Regions from separate parts of the Homo sapiens genome. Here region 2 is linked to region 1. The links are chromatin contacts, found by Hi-C in ENCODE. All regions are on one chromosome and are shown on one strand. Each heading gives the region's core, a stretch centred on a gene start or an enhancer-like site at or near the end of the contact. The rest is flanking DNA. Distances are from core to core; before and after follow the strand shown. Region 1 overlaps FBLN1 (fibulin 1). Region 2 overlaps LOC124905135 (collagen alpha-1(III) chain-like).

Region 1 (7,089 bases), core at 2,819-5,318:
CTTCGTTCCTAGATTGTGAGGCTTCAGGGACTGATTTTCCTTCTTCCTTCTCTCCTTCCTTCACTCTCTTTTCTTCTTCTTCTGCCTTCATCTTACGACGTGTTCATGGCAGAAGGCCTGCCATGGGCCTGCCAGGGCCTGGGTTGGGGATGGTGGGGCAGAAATGAGCTGACACTGTCCCTGAACAAGGAGGCCGACTGTGAGCGTCCCCTGCAATGAGCAGGTGCAGTGTTGCAGTGGAAAGAGACCAGGTGCCAGGTGACATAGGGGGTCCAGGGAAGACTTCTGTGAAGACTTCTATGAAGCATTCCAGCTGGTCCCAGTGTCTGGCACATGAGACATGGCAAATCAGAGTCTGTAGGATCAAGTGGATGGATGGAACCAGGCCCCTGGTGGCAGCTCTCATGTTTGCGATGCTGCATGTGGGCAGCGAGTGTTCCTTGCTACTTCTTCCTCCTTCCCTTGCCTCCCTGTGTTAGAGAAGTTGGTGGTGGTTCTGAAAGAACAGTGGTGTAGAATTCGTGATGGGGAGGCAGCCAGGAAATGACCCAGCTTCTTGGTTCTCTGAGACTGACGAAGTGAGGTCCTGGGGCAGTCCCCACCAGATGAGGCACGTGGCTCAGCCTCATCTGCCTGCCTCTCCCCAAGATTGACACCGTTCCCAGAACCGGCCTGAAACTTCATATTTTTGGGCTTTGCACTTGTCCTTCCTGCTTCCTTGGCTCATATTTATTCCTCAAAACCCAATTTAAAGCTTCCTGTTTAAAGCTCCTCTGTGCAGAGTAGCCTCTAATGGATGGGTGGGTGGATTCATGGGTGGGTAGCATCTAATGGATGGGTGGGTGGATCCATGGGTGGGTGTGTGGGTGGATGGACAGATGGGTTGATTGGTGGGTGAATGGATGGATGGTTGGATCCATGGGTAGGTGAGTGGATGGATTGGTGGATAGATGGATGGATGGATGGATGGATGGATGGATGGATAGATGGATGGGTGAGTGGATAGATGGATGGATGGATGAGCAGATGGTTGGGTTGATGGGTGGGTGAATGGATGGATGGTTGGATCCATGGGTAGGTGAGTTGATGGATTGCTGAGTGGGTGGGTGGATGGATGGATGGACGGATGGATGGATAGATGGATTGGTGAGTGGATGGTTGGGTTGATGGATGGTTATGAAGCTATGAAGAAAAGTGGTATCAGAATCTTGATTCTGCAGGCATTTATTTGGCATCTATTATGTGCCAGGAACTGAGGACCAGCTGAACTGTTAAGGTCCTCTTTCATGAAGTCCTCCCTAGCCACTGGCCTGGGTTCAGTCGAGGTGAGGGCAAGGAGGTGGAAGTCATGCTTGAACTAGCCTGGAGATGGAGGAAACCTGTTCCCCAAACCAGAGCCCAGGAAAATGTGGCTAGGCTGGAGGAGTGTGGGCAGGTCCGCTGACAGGGCATGGCCTGGGAAAGGGGGTCCTGGGTTGAGTGGGGTTGTGCACAGACTGGGAGATGCAGTGTGGACTTCAGGTCAGAGGGGAGGGATAGAGAAGCGGATTTGGAAGGTCAGGAAGGGGTGCACATTCCTTGAGCGCCTGCTGTGTGCAGCCGTACAGTCTGTTGTTCAACCCTCGCAGCATCCCTACTTGTTCTACCTTAATAACTTTTCTTGTTAAATGCAAAGAACCTGAGAAAATCCAGGCCCCGAATCTGACCATCAGTGATTCAGCCTAGCGCCTCCCTTCCCCTTCACAGCACCCTTTTCCCTAGTGTGGTCCTTCCTTTCTAGTTGCTCGTCTCACCACGCAGCTGTTTACAATCAGCTTGGAGCTCTGGTCTTCAGCCATTGTAGAGACCAAACCTCGTGAAGTACTCTGGTGCAATGTATTTAGGGACAATCATTTTCTATATGTTCAGGGCTTTCCTCTCTCATAAATCAGTCCAAGAGAAATACTTAACACCTGCTGTATGTTTCTAAGAATTCAGCCACGCTTTGGCTGGGAGTCAGATCACTTTAAATATTAGAATGCTTTTTGATAGCCAGTGGTCATTTCTCAGTGGAAAGAAAAAGGATGACATCGAGTTTGATTTGTTTCTGATTTTGAAGGTTGCTGGGGTTTTTTTTGTTTTATTTTTGGTTTTGTTTTTTGAGACAGAGTCTTGCTCTGTCGCCCAGGCTAGAGTGCAATGGCGCGATCTCAGCTCACTACAACCTCCGCCTCCTGGATTCAAGTGATTCTCCTGCCTCAGCCTCCTGAGTAGCTGGGACTGCAGGCGTGTCCCACCACGCTCGGCTAATTTTTTGTATTTTTAGTAGAGACGGGGTTTCACCGTGTTAGCCAGGATGGTCTTGATCTCCTGACCTTGTGATCCGCCCGCCTCGGCCTCCCAAAGTGCCGGGATCACAGGCGTGAGCCACTACGCCCGGCCAAAGGTTGCTGTTTTTAATCCCTGTTCATAGAAGAGGAAATTGAGACTCAGGAAGGTCAAATAATCCATCTGGGGGTCCTACCACGGAGCCAGGTCAGTTCGTATCCTGCAGGTCTCAAAGGGCCTACTTAGAACGTCTGTGGCAGGTCCCTGTCCCACATGGAGCTCACTGCATGAGCACTTTCTTCTTTCTTTCTCTGTCCCCAGACTGACCCCTGAGGACAGACCTTCAGTTTCTCTACATTCTTATTTAGCCAGTGCCAGGCACACGTAGCATGCGCAGACCCTCTGTGCATTGGAACTGTTGATAATATTAATGGTCCCACATGCACCAGGAGTGTGTATTTAAATATAGACATTTAAGATAAATATATAAATATATCAACATAAGAATATGATAATTATATATACATATATCAACATAAGAATATGATTACTATATACATATATCAACATAATAATATAATTATATACATATATCAACATAATATAATTATGTACATATAGCAACATAATATGATAATTATATATTTATCATGTTTATATTTTATATATAAATTTTAGAGTAAATGTAAACATTTTATATGAACAAATATGGATATTTATATATAATTATATTTACATATAAATACACTTATGTGTAAATATAATTATATAATAATTATATAAATTTATATGTAAATTTATAAAATACACTTTAAACTATTTAAAATACAGTTATATAAATTTGACATACTTTATAACATATATTTTTAATATATTGTTTTATATGTATAATAGTTATATATCATATATGAAACTATATAATATACAGAAATATAATAATAACAGAAATAGATCTCTTTTTTTTTGGGACAGGATCTTGCTCTGTCACCCAGGCTAGAATGCAGTGGCACAATCTTGGCTCATTGCAACCTTGACCTTCCCGGGCTCAAACAATTCTGCCACCTCAGCCTCCTGAGTAGCTGGGACTATAAGCACACACCACCATGCCTGGCTAATTTTTGTATTTTTTGTAGAGACAGGGTTTTGCCACGTTGCCCACGCTGGTCTCGAACTCATGGGCTTGTGATCTGCCCGCCTAAGCCTCCCAAAGTGCTGGGATTACAAGCGTGAGCCACTGCACCCAGCTGAAACAAAGACATATCTGACTGTTGCTTGTGGAGGTGCCTGCCATTCCTCCCTACAGTGATTCACAGGCTCACCCAGCCTCTCCTTCTCCTTCAAGCCCCAAACCTCTGAATGCCAGGAAGGGTGGTAAGAAGTGTCTCTGCGCCTAGTACCAGTAAAGTTGGCAGGTCACTGTGGCTAGCGGGGGCACCATTGTTGGCCTCGGGCCTGGGGAGAGAAAAATATGACATACAGGGGGCCCACGGGGGTACGTTAGGTTCAGCCCTGTAAGCCCACACTGACCCTGGTGGGCAGACCCAGCCCAGGGAGGGGCAGGCAGGAGTGACCCCGTCATCAGGTTCTGCTGGCGAGCCCAGGGTGGTGACAGGCGCACGTCTTTTGCCGGGAGCTGAAGACGTTCATGGGCTTTCAAGCAGGACAAAGCTTCAATGTCATCACCAGGTAGCAGGCAGAGCAAGGGTGCTGACAGCCTGCAGAAGCCTGTGCTTATCTCTCCATCGGAGCTAAAGCCCATGTTTGCTTAGGGAACAGCCTGAAATTCCACCCCAGCTGCTGGGCCTTTCACTTTTGAAACATAAGCCCAGAGAGCGAAAGGGGGGAACGTTGTGCCCAGATTCTCTTTCTGAGCGTGAACTTGATGTTCCTGACCAGGAACCAGCCACTCGTACCGAAGGCCTTCCTGACCCCTCAGTTCTCCCCTGAGCCTTTGCTGTGTCCTGGGCACCAAGAGGTGGAGATAGGCTGTCACCGTGCACGTTTCCTAAGCCTGCAGAGGAACTGTTCACAGAATCCAGCCTGGAATCAGCCGTTTGTGGCAAACAGTCAGTAGCTATTTCTCAACTTGTGGTTGTGAAGCTGCAGGCTCCATATTCGCTCTTCACAGAGCATCCAAGCAGGTGTCTCAGTGCCAGCTCACACCGTTCACACTGCTCACACCAGCTCTGGAGAGCTGCTTGTACACATCTCTCCACAAGTCCACTTTCAGTGTTGCCACGTGGTACCGGAAATTTGCCATAGAAATTGGCCGATGGTACGACCAGAGAGCCACCTGTTAGATAGTTACCCCACATCCCCACCCTCAACACCACCTTAGACAAATCCTACTGTCAGAACATGTGGAACGGAGAAGGGACCTTGGCGGTTCATTCATAAATGTCAGCACCCATAGGTCTGTGCCTGTTTGGCCGCAGACACTGGGGAGCAGCCTGTAGCCTTGGCTTGTGCAGCTTCCTCTGCAGGAGGGGTGCCTCTTCCAAGAAACCTGTCCTGACTCCCCAGCCCTCCCCACCTCCATTCTCGCCCCCGCTGGACAATGCACACCCTCCATCAGAGCGTGGTGCATACCTTTCATCCTAGATCTCCCACCAGCTTTGAAACCAGCATCCTGTTCATGATGTCTGGAACCCTGGGAACTGTCCCAGCACCTGTTTAGCACATGTGTGCATGCGAAGGGGATCTGCTGAGTGCTCTGCTCTGGTGGGAAGGCCGCTCTGCACAGCTGGAGCTGATGCCTTGGCAGATGCTGGGCATCTGAATCGTGCAGTGCAGGAGCACAGGGGCATGGCACCGTTTGTTGCTGGGGAACCTAGGCCTCAAAAGGGCCTCAGCCTCTCCGCAGTGCAGTGAGGACTGTCCCATACTCTCACTGCGTACAGAGTATGGGAGAGTCTCTGTGAGGCTTTGGGTGCCCTGCAGAGGGAAGGCAGTGCCAGCTGGGCCTGGTCGGGGGCCATGGAGATGGCGGGCCCAGGCTGGGGAGGACTTGTGGCACCCACTCCCTTACCCGCTAACCCGGATCCCCTGGAATCTGCAGAATGCCTGGGGTTGCTCCTCTTCTACCCTGCCGTGGCTGAGCTTTGTCTGTGCCCTGTCCTCTGGCCACGGTCTTTGCCTGATCCCTACCCTGGTACAGGCAGAGCTCCCTGCAACCCCCAGCTGTTTCCCCAGAACTGACACCAGTCTCCCTGCACCACCCATCCTCCTTTTGACTGCCCTGGGGACGCCACTGCTGCTCTGATCCTCTGTCACTCCAGCCACCTCTTGCTTCCCTGTTATCACAAACACTGAACAGTGAGCTCAGGTGTCAGCCTCCACAGAGGCATGCACAGCAAGGGGTCCGGAGGCATGCCCCATGGAGAACTGGGGGTGCTCTGCTTGCAGGAGGATCCAGGGCCCATTGCAGTCCTCAGATGTTCTGGGGGAGAGGATACGCCTGCTTCATTTCTTCTCAGGGGTCAGAACTGGGCACAGGGGGTTGGAAGGAGGGAGAAAGATGTCTATCAGGTACCCACTGCATGCCAGGCCCTCTTCTAGGCTCCCTTAAAACCTTTCAGGTAGGCCAGTCACGGTCGCTCATGCCTGTAATCCCAGCACTTTGGGAGGCCAAAGCGGGTGGATCACCTGAGGTCAGGAGTTTGAGACTAGCCTGATCAACATGGAGAAACCCCGTCTCTACTAAAAATATAAAATGAGCCAGGCATGGTGGCACATGCCTGTAATCCCAGCTACTCGGGAGGCTGAGGCAGGAGAATGGCTTGAACCCGGGAGGTGGACGTTGCAATGAGCCGAGATCACGCCATTGCACTCCAGCCTGGGCAACAAGAGTGAAACTCCGTCGCAAAAACAAAAGACAAACAAAAAACACCTGTCAGGTAAATGGTGGTAGAGCAGAAAACCTGGGCTCAGAAGCTGGCATTGATCCCAGAGCCATCCAGTTTCAAAGCCCACACCCACAACTTTCCTCCAGGTTGGGCAGTGCATGATGGAAAGGCTGTCCCAGCAAGTAGTGAGTTCACTTTCACCAGTCCCTGGAGGCAGGAGCAGAGCCTGAGCTGACCACTTGGAAGGAGATGTTATTCAGGGGACTCGAGCATCTGGCGTAGGATGGGACTCCATGAGGTCTATGCCTCCTTCTAGCTCTGAAACTCCTCAAGGGAAACCATTTCCCAGATCTCTACGTTGCTGCAGTCCCTTCTAACTTCCAGCACACCTTCTGCTCTCTCCGCAGGTGTCGTGCGCCAGGTGCGGCCCATCGTGGGCCCATTTCATGCCGTCCTGAAGCTGGAGATGAACTATGTGGTCGGGGGCGTGGTCTCCCACCGAAATGTTGTCAACGTCCACATCTTCGTCTCTGAGTACTGGTTCTGAGGGCTGGTCTGCCGCACAGCCGCAGGTGCACCTCCAGGCCAAATCATTGCTGCCAGTGACTGTGGTCTGTACTTGTTTATACCCTCAGACTTTTTTAATGTTAGGTATTTGTAGCATTAGGCCAACATGTATTAAGCTGAGCCAGATGAATAAGTCCATCTGATGTATTTTCGGTGTTTAAAAAATGAGCCCAGTTGCTCAACTGTTTGGTTGAAAACCTTGCTCATTTTTTAATGCGAAGGCTAAGTGTCACCCCCTTTCTCTGCCTCTGGCTGGGCCTTGCTAAGGGCCAAGGAAAGAAAGACATTTTTTAGGGGGCAGCCAGTCCAAATGCCAAAAGAAGACCAGTTCTTGCCCTGATTGTATGAAATTTGACATTTTGGCACTTTT
Region 2 (7,089 bases), core at 965-3,464, 510 kb after region 1:
CCCTGCTGCGGCCGAGCCAGAGCCGCAGGCTGCCCCGTGTGTGTCTCGTTAGCTTTCTGGGCCGTGTTTGCAGGAGGCCCGCCTCCCGTCCTAGCCCCCGGACGCCACCCCTCCCTGTCTTTTTCCCAGATCCATTGTTGGCACGGCTTGCTGAGCAGAGACACTGGCCGCTTTATGGGGAGAAACCCAATCAGGGTGGCGGGGGTGTGCTCCTTGGGGGGGTCCGGCTCCCAGTGGCCCTGAGCCAAGCCCGAGGTGACTTCGGGGTGACACCGTCTGTCTGCCTCACTTGCTCCAGACATCCGCCCGGCCCTGAAATGGCCACCTGCCCACCGAGGCCTCCGCACACCTGTCCTGGCTGGCCCGGCCCCTCCCCCGCCTGGGCCTGCCGGGCACCCTGCCCACGGGCAGACACCGTGGGGCCGGGGCAGCGCCCGGGAGGTGGCAGCTGGCAGATGGCAGAGCGCCTGCCGACTGCTCACTCCCCGTCAGCTCTGCTCAAGGAGCACCGTTTACGCTGCATGGCCCTCCCAGCCCTCATCCAGGCTGGCTGCGAAGGGTTTCTCTGGTCTGTCTCAGGAAGCCTCCTGAGAAAGGGGAGATTCCTGCTGTCTCCCCAGGCCTGAGCCCCATGCTCACCCCCAGGGCTGCCAGGTAGGTGGGCCTGGAGATCACCCCCGCACACACCCCACAACACGTGCAACTGGCCTTCTCCCCACCAGCTCAGAAATGGCTCCATGAGTGGGTCACGAAGCTGAAACATCAGTCTTTCCCCACCCCACACCCCAGAAAGCCCTGGTTGTCGGCTGGAGTTCTCCTGATTGCGTGCAGATCCTCCTGCGGTGGGGGTGGAGCCCGCTGAGGTCACAGCATCTGTGTCCTGGTCCTGTGGAGCACAGCAGGGTTGGGTGTGCAGGAAATGTGTCCATACACCCTCCTCAGAGTCCCCCGGAGCGGGCACTGCCACATTCAGGCTCCCTGACCACTGCAGGCCTGGGTGGTCCAGATGCGAGTCCTAGAGCCTTGCGGGCAGAGCTGGGACTCACCAGGGAACACAGGGCCCTCAGGGGAAAGGAGCAGGAAAAAGCAGGGTGGTTGTGCCTGGCAGAGGGACAGGCCAGGGCAATGCTGGGAGCAGAGGCCTGCCCGGGACACTTGCTGCTCTGGGAGGCTGGAGGGGGAGCCCGGGCTGCGGGCATGCTGGGGAGGGGCAGAGACAGTAGAGAGGGTGTCAACAGTGGTAGACGGCCTAGCTGGCTGGGAGCGTGGGCAGGGCTGGTGCTCAGGGAGGAGGAGGGAAGGGCACCCCCCACCCAGTGTCCCCACAGGCCCCTCAATAGCCTGGTGGGTGACTCTCCCGGTCCCCAGCAGGGCTGCTCTTGCTCGAGGTCACACGGTACAGGGCTGCAGGGAACCACGGTATGTCTGCTCCCATCCAGCGTCTTGGGCTCAGCCCCGGGGACCCACATCCCTTCCTGCCTGGATGCACCTCCCTGGCCTTTGCACCCCGTGCGCACCCTGCAAGGGCACTCCTGCCAGAATGGGCTGGCGTGAGGTGAAGTTTTCATTCACTGGACAAGACCTTGCCGAAGCCCTGCAGCCCCAGACTGGATGCTGTGGGCCCCTCCCGGGGGTTTCCGCTCGTGGGAGAACCCCAAGCCTTCCTCGTCCTGGGTCCCAGGGGAAGCCACAGCCCCCCTGGACCCTCAGCATCCTCCTCGGTGCAATGGGGGCTTAACCCCTCCCTCCATAGTCCAGCCACCTGCTGACAGGCCAGGCACCCGGGAAAGCAGCACCAGGCTGTCCCCCCTGTGCATCCTGCTGCCCTCCTCTGGGCCCTAGAGCATCCAGGCACCAGCCTGGCAGGGCACAGGCTTCCCAGCAGGGGGACATGACCACTGACCACTCAAGGACAGGCTTGGGTCTTGGTCCCCTCTGACCTGGCATTGTCCAACACAGGGCTGGCCACGGAGGCCATTCCACATTCCATCCAGGCCCTTACAGGGGTGGGTGAGCCACTAGGCGAGAGACGGGCCAGGCTGGAGTGTCGGTTCTGGTGCGGGACGGCTGGGCAAGGCCCAAGGTCACAAAGGGGTTCAGAGCTGGGTAAGGCCACGTCTCTTCCAGAGCTGACACTTGTCACTTTTGTTTTTAAAACCCAACAGGTCAAGAAGTGGCGCTGACCTGGAGCCCCTGCCTGGGGCTGGCCTTCCTCACAGTGAGCTGGGCCTCCTGCCATCCTGGCTCTGGAGGTAGGAGGAGCCGTGGGAGGTCTGATAGGGAGGGAGGGCTATCTCAGAGCCAGGCCACTCCCGGTCCTCTCCAGGCCCCACCCTCAGGCACAGAGGTCCTTAGGTGGGGACTTGATGGTCTCACAGCCAAACCTTCGCCCAGGCTGTGGCCTCCCCTGAAGCCATGTCTCTTCTTGTCTTCCCGCCACTCTTCCAGCAAGCTCCCCCCGTTGGCCCACCTCATCTGCCCACTGTGCACTTGGGGCATGGTGATCTTTGACCCTGGTGGTGCACCCCTCAGGCTGGACAGGGCCTGAAGGAGCCGTGGTTCATTGCAGGGCGTCTGAGTGGAAGAGGCTCAGCCTCACCTCCACACCCTGAAGACTCACTCTCTGGCCCTGGGCTCTGTTGTGTGCACCGCCTGTCTGCAGGGCCCAGCCTGCCTCGAGCACTCCCTGGGGACAGAAGCTCCTGCGCTGGCCTCTCCTGTCACCTAGCCACCGGGCATCCTGGAGTGCAGCCCTCATGCCCCGAGGCCACCTGCCATCGCCCAGGATGACTCAAGATGCCACCTGGGTAAGTCTAGCCCAGAACGAGAAAGGCCGAATGAGGGAAACTGAGTCACATCTGCTTCTCCCAGGTGGGGCTGGGGGCCCAGGGGGAGGGCACTTGTGGTGACGACCAGGGTGGACTAGGGGCCTGTCTCCCATTCTGTCTCTGCCACACGTTATAGAGCCCGACCTGTGGGCTGGGTCCCCCCATGGTGAGCACTGTAGGCTCTAGGAGGCTGAAGTCCTGGCCTGGGGGACCTGTGGGGGCCAGGCTGGGGCCATTGGAATCAGTATGGTGGTCCCCACCTGCACTCCAGCTCCGATGGCTGATGACGGGGGCCCTGGCAGCTGACCCCTTGCCTCAGTGGGGAGACCACGGCTCACGAGGGCATGAGACCTGCCCAGAGCATAGCCCAGAGGCCGGCCTGGATTCTCACAGCTCCGCCCACTGGGCTGTCCTGCCCCACCCCCTTTTTAGCCTGCTGGGACCATGAGTCAGAACCCAGTAGGTGTGAGGGGACCCAGCCAGCCCAGGTGGCCAGTCCAGCCTGAGGGGGTGGGGGTCTCAGAGATTAAGTCAGGAGCCCAGAGTGCGTGCTTAGGGTGCAACCCACCCCACAGCCTCCCCCAAGGCACCTCCCGGGGGTGCAGATGGGGGCAGACGCAGGGACACTCAGGGTGGACCACCTGACTGGGAGCTGATCATGAGGTGTGCGACAGCCTGAGTCAGCCTCAGCTCAGAGGAGCTGGGATGGCCTTGATCTTCCCCCTCCGGCCACTCACCACAGCTGGGAGGGTCCAAGGAGACCCTCAGCCACTGTCCCTTCAGCCCTCACCCCACCCTGGCTGGCTCTGCCCGGACAGTCCTTAGGGACATCTTGGTCCTGCCCACCAGCCAGGGGACCCAGAATTGGAGCAGGGGAGCAGGACCCCCAGACCCTCTCATACCGCTTTTGTTCTGAGGCCTTGAGGGAACACGGGGTCTTCGCGACCCCAGGCGAGATGATGCTGGGACAGAGGAGGGTCGGGCTGCATCGGGGCCCTCCTGGTCCCCACTCCTGGGTGAGTCAGCATCTCAGTCTCCAGTTCTGGGTGGGCGGCACCAGGTGTGAGCCTCAGCGGTCTCCTTGCTGGCTAAGGACCTGGGATTTGCTCCAGTGCCCCTCGGGAGGGAGTAGGACACGTGCCCAGAGAGCAAGCAGACCCCCTCCCCGACCAACTTCTGAGAGCAAAGACACCTAGAGCTAGAGATTCAGCACCCCCTGAGCCTCAGTTTCTCCACTATGAAGTGGGATCCGTGATCTCAGCCTTACCAGGGCTGTGAGGATTAAATGGTCCAGCCCAGCCTGGGGCCTGCCTGGAGTAGGCAGCCTGCTCAGGATGGGCTGTGGAAGGAGGGCTGGGGTAGACCTTTCAAGTCCACTTGGGCATGGGGAGCTGAGAGCTAGCATGCCGTTTAACTTGGCAGGAAGCAGGCCGGGCGCAGTGGCTCATGCCTGTAATCCCAGCACTTTGGGAGGCTGAGGCGGGCGGATCACGAGGTCAGGAGATCAACACCATCCTGGCTAACACGGTGAAACCCCCTGTCTACTAAAAATACAAAAAATCAGCCGGGCGTAGTGGCGGGCGCCTGTAGTCCCAGCTACTCGGGAGGCTGAGGCAGGAGAATGGCGTGAACCCAGGAGGCGGAGCTTGCAGTGAGCCGAGATCGCGCCACTGCACTCCAGCCTGGGGGACAGAGTGAGACTCCATCTCAAAAAAAAAAAAAAAAAAAAAAAAAAAAGCTTGGCAGGGAGCAGGACATTTGGACCTCACTCTGCTGCCCCCTTGGCTGTGTGACATCCAGGTCACGTTGCCTCTCTGGGCCTCGGTCTCCTCACCTGTTTAAGAGGGGTTGACAGTCGTATCTGCCCCCTCAGCTTTTCCCCAGGAAGGTGGTAGCCACAATTAGCATTTGTTGAGGCTGACCCTGCACCAGGCCCAGGATAGGCGGGGCTTAGGGAGGCCCGTCTCTCGCCACGTTCCCCTGCTAGGGGAGCCCCGAGGCCCTCTCAGTGTCATCCTCATGCTACACTCTGTCCCAGCCCTGTGCGTCCCAAGCTAGGGCACTGAGTGTGCCAGCACCCGCAGGGACAGGCACTGGACCCTGGGTGGACCTGAGGGTCTGTGACTACCCCCCCAGCTGCTCTCCCCTAGAGGCCACTTCCCTCAAGGAAGGAAAGAACCTTCCCGCCACCTCCTGCAGTGCGGTCAGCTCAGGCCAGCCTGCACAGCAGGGCCAGAACCAGGGCCCCTGGGGAGGGATGCCTGCCTGCCCAGTGGGAGGAGACGGCACGCCCGTGAAGCCGCTACTCAGCCAGCCTGGGGGCCACGAGTGCTGCTTCTGGTGGCGCTGTGCGGGGAGGGAGGGGGCCGAGCAGGGTGGGCACTCGCATGCCTGTGTCTTGCTGGCCTTCGACAGATGACAGCCCTCCTCCTAGGGTCTCCAGTGCAGAGTTCCTTGGGGACATTATGGCCACTCCTGTCCAGATGAGAGGGAGCCGGCTGCCTGTGACAGCGTCGCAAAATGCCGCCAGGGCTTTCCCTCCCTCCTCCTTTCTCTCTTCCTCGTCCCTCTCTGGTTGGTGGTTTCCTGCAGGCTCCCGTCCCTGCTGGTGCTGGCCACAATGTCCCCACTCCCAGGGTTTCGGCGTCCCAGCCCCCTGCGCCCACCGCGCCTGCCCGCCAGAATCCCTGTGCCCTTGGTGCGTGTGGCCTGCCGAGCCTCGAGCCCCTGTTCTCCTCAGCCCTCTTTCCTCCCGCGTCCCCAGGAGGTGCCTCTGGAAGCCACGGAGTCCCATCGGCACCAAGACCGACTGCCCTTTGGGGTGAGGTAGTAGGTTGTATAGTTTGGGGCTCTGCCCTGCTATGGGATAACTATACAATCTACTGTCTTTCCTGAAGTGGCTGTAATATCTGCGGTGGACAGAGCGTCTGGAACCCTGGCTGGGAGCGGGCAGGGCCAGGTTTGGGGGCAGCCTTGGCAGCAGTCGGGGGCAGGGGCCGCCTACACTGAGAAGTCTGACAGGCCTAGGTGCCACTTGCTGTGTGACCTTGGACAGGCCCCTGATCTCTCTGGGTCTCAGTTTCCTCCTCTGTAAAATGGAGGCAAATGAGGATGGAAGGAGATGCAGTGTGGAGCATCGAGGGCAGAGGAGAGCTGAGCCGACCCCACCCTCTGCCCCAGCCGCACTGAGAGAGGCGATCCACGCAGCTGTTTGTCTGACCTCTGTCTCCCAACACTCCCCAACACTCCCCCCGCCATCAGGCCCAGGCTCATGGGTGGCCCTGAGCCGTACCCTCCACTGAGCACCAGGAGAAGGCACCGTGGGGCCAGGGGTGGCCGAGACGTTTGGAGGTCACAGGGCTGCGAGTATTGGCGTTGCCCATCACCCCAGGTTCCCAGCACGTGCCCCAGCCTGGCCAGCTCAGTGGCAGGGCCTCTGCCTGTGGAGGAAGGGAGGCCAAGGCACCTTTCCTGAGCAGGAAGTGAGAGGAACAGCTCTGCATACACTGGGTCCCACATGGCACAATCTGAAGGCAGACAGTGGCTCCTCTGTACCTGGGGAAACTGAGGCCCAGAGAGCCAGGGACTTCCCAAGACCAGCCAGCAGCAGCTGCCCCTTCCTGGGGTGCCATCTCCCCTGTCCCTCCTGCCCTGCGCCTGCCCAGCCCTCCTGCTCTGGTGACTGAGGACCGCCAGGCAGGGGCTGGTGCTGGGCGGGGGGCGGCGGGCCCTCCCGCAGTGCAAGGCCGGGCCTGGCGGGGTGAGGTAGTAGGTTGTGTGGTTTCAGGGCAGTGATGTTGCCCCTCGGAAGATAACTATACAACCTACTGCCTTCCCTGAGGAGCCCAGTGACACGACCCCATGGGAGGGCCGCCCCCTACCTCAGTGACACGACCCCACGGGAGGGCTGCCCCCCACCTCAGTGACCTGCAGGGGGCCTGAGCCGAAGCTGGGTGGGCATCTGGGAGCTAGATTCAATAAAGCTGTTCTGACCATGAACTTGGAACTGGCCCCTTTCATTCTGGAAGCCCAGGGACTGGGCTCTGGGGCGCGTCTGCTGCGGGACAGTGTGGAGGCCCCTGGCCACGAGCTGTTCCAGGTCATGAGACTTGTCTGCTCACGCCTCCCGGTGCCTCCAGAGTCCTCAGTTGGCTCCGTGCTGTACCCTGGGCTCAGGATCCCAGGCCCAGCCCGTTCTCTGCCCTCTCGTGCTGCCTTTGAGCCAGGCGGGCTGAACACCGGGACCCAGGCCCGGTGGAGA

The links. A loop is a pair of places that touch in the nucleus more often than their neighbours do. Pooled maps may share reads with other maps.
Region 2: a loop to region 1 is called in a map of heart left ventricle, with 2.9 times the contacts of the local background. The contact joins two enhancer-like sites. A Hi-C loop is called at or near these places in 5 of 168 maps with a recorded cell type or tissue (CD14-positive monocyte, K562, heart left ventricle and 1 more), 1 of 37 single-sample maps with no recorded cell type and 3 of 50 pooled maps.

Annotation. Positions count from the first base shown.
Region 1 is chr22:45,593,748-45,600,836 of GRCh38, forward strand. It overlaps FBLN1 (fibulin 1), which reads left to right. Exons shown (of 17, transcript NM_006486.3): 17 at 6,560-7,089. The coding sequence ends at 6,699. Among named protein-coding and RNA genes, the nearest start is that of LINC01589, 8.4 kb to the right of the region's middle. Within about 2 kb of position 4,069, at least 3 of the 41 ENCODE cell types and tissues checked have a DNase peak (open chromatin) inside an H3K27ac peak, as active enhancers do; they include thyroid gland, where a contact is called at or near this core.
Region 2 is chr22:46,107,102-46,114,190 of GRCh38, forward strand. LOC124905135 (collagen alpha-1(III) chain-like) reads left to right here. Exons shown (of 2, transcript XM_047441696.1): 2 at 1-6,827. It overlaps MIRLET7BHG (MIRLET7B host gene), which reads left to right. Exons shown (of 5, transcript NR_110479.1): 4 at 2,166-2,252; 5 at 2,663-6,827. MIRLET7A3 (microRNA let-7a-3) reads left to right here and starts at 5,648; the gene lies at 5,648-5,721. It overlaps MIR4763 (microRNA 4763), which reads left to right and starts at 6,465; the gene lies at 6,465-6,556. It also overlaps MIRLET7B. RefSeq lists an enhancer at 3,676-4,209. Within about 2 kb of position 2,215, at least 17 of the 41 ENCODE cell types and tissues checked have a DNase peak (open chromatin) inside an H3K27ac peak, as active enhancers do; they include thyroid gland, where a contact is called at or near this core.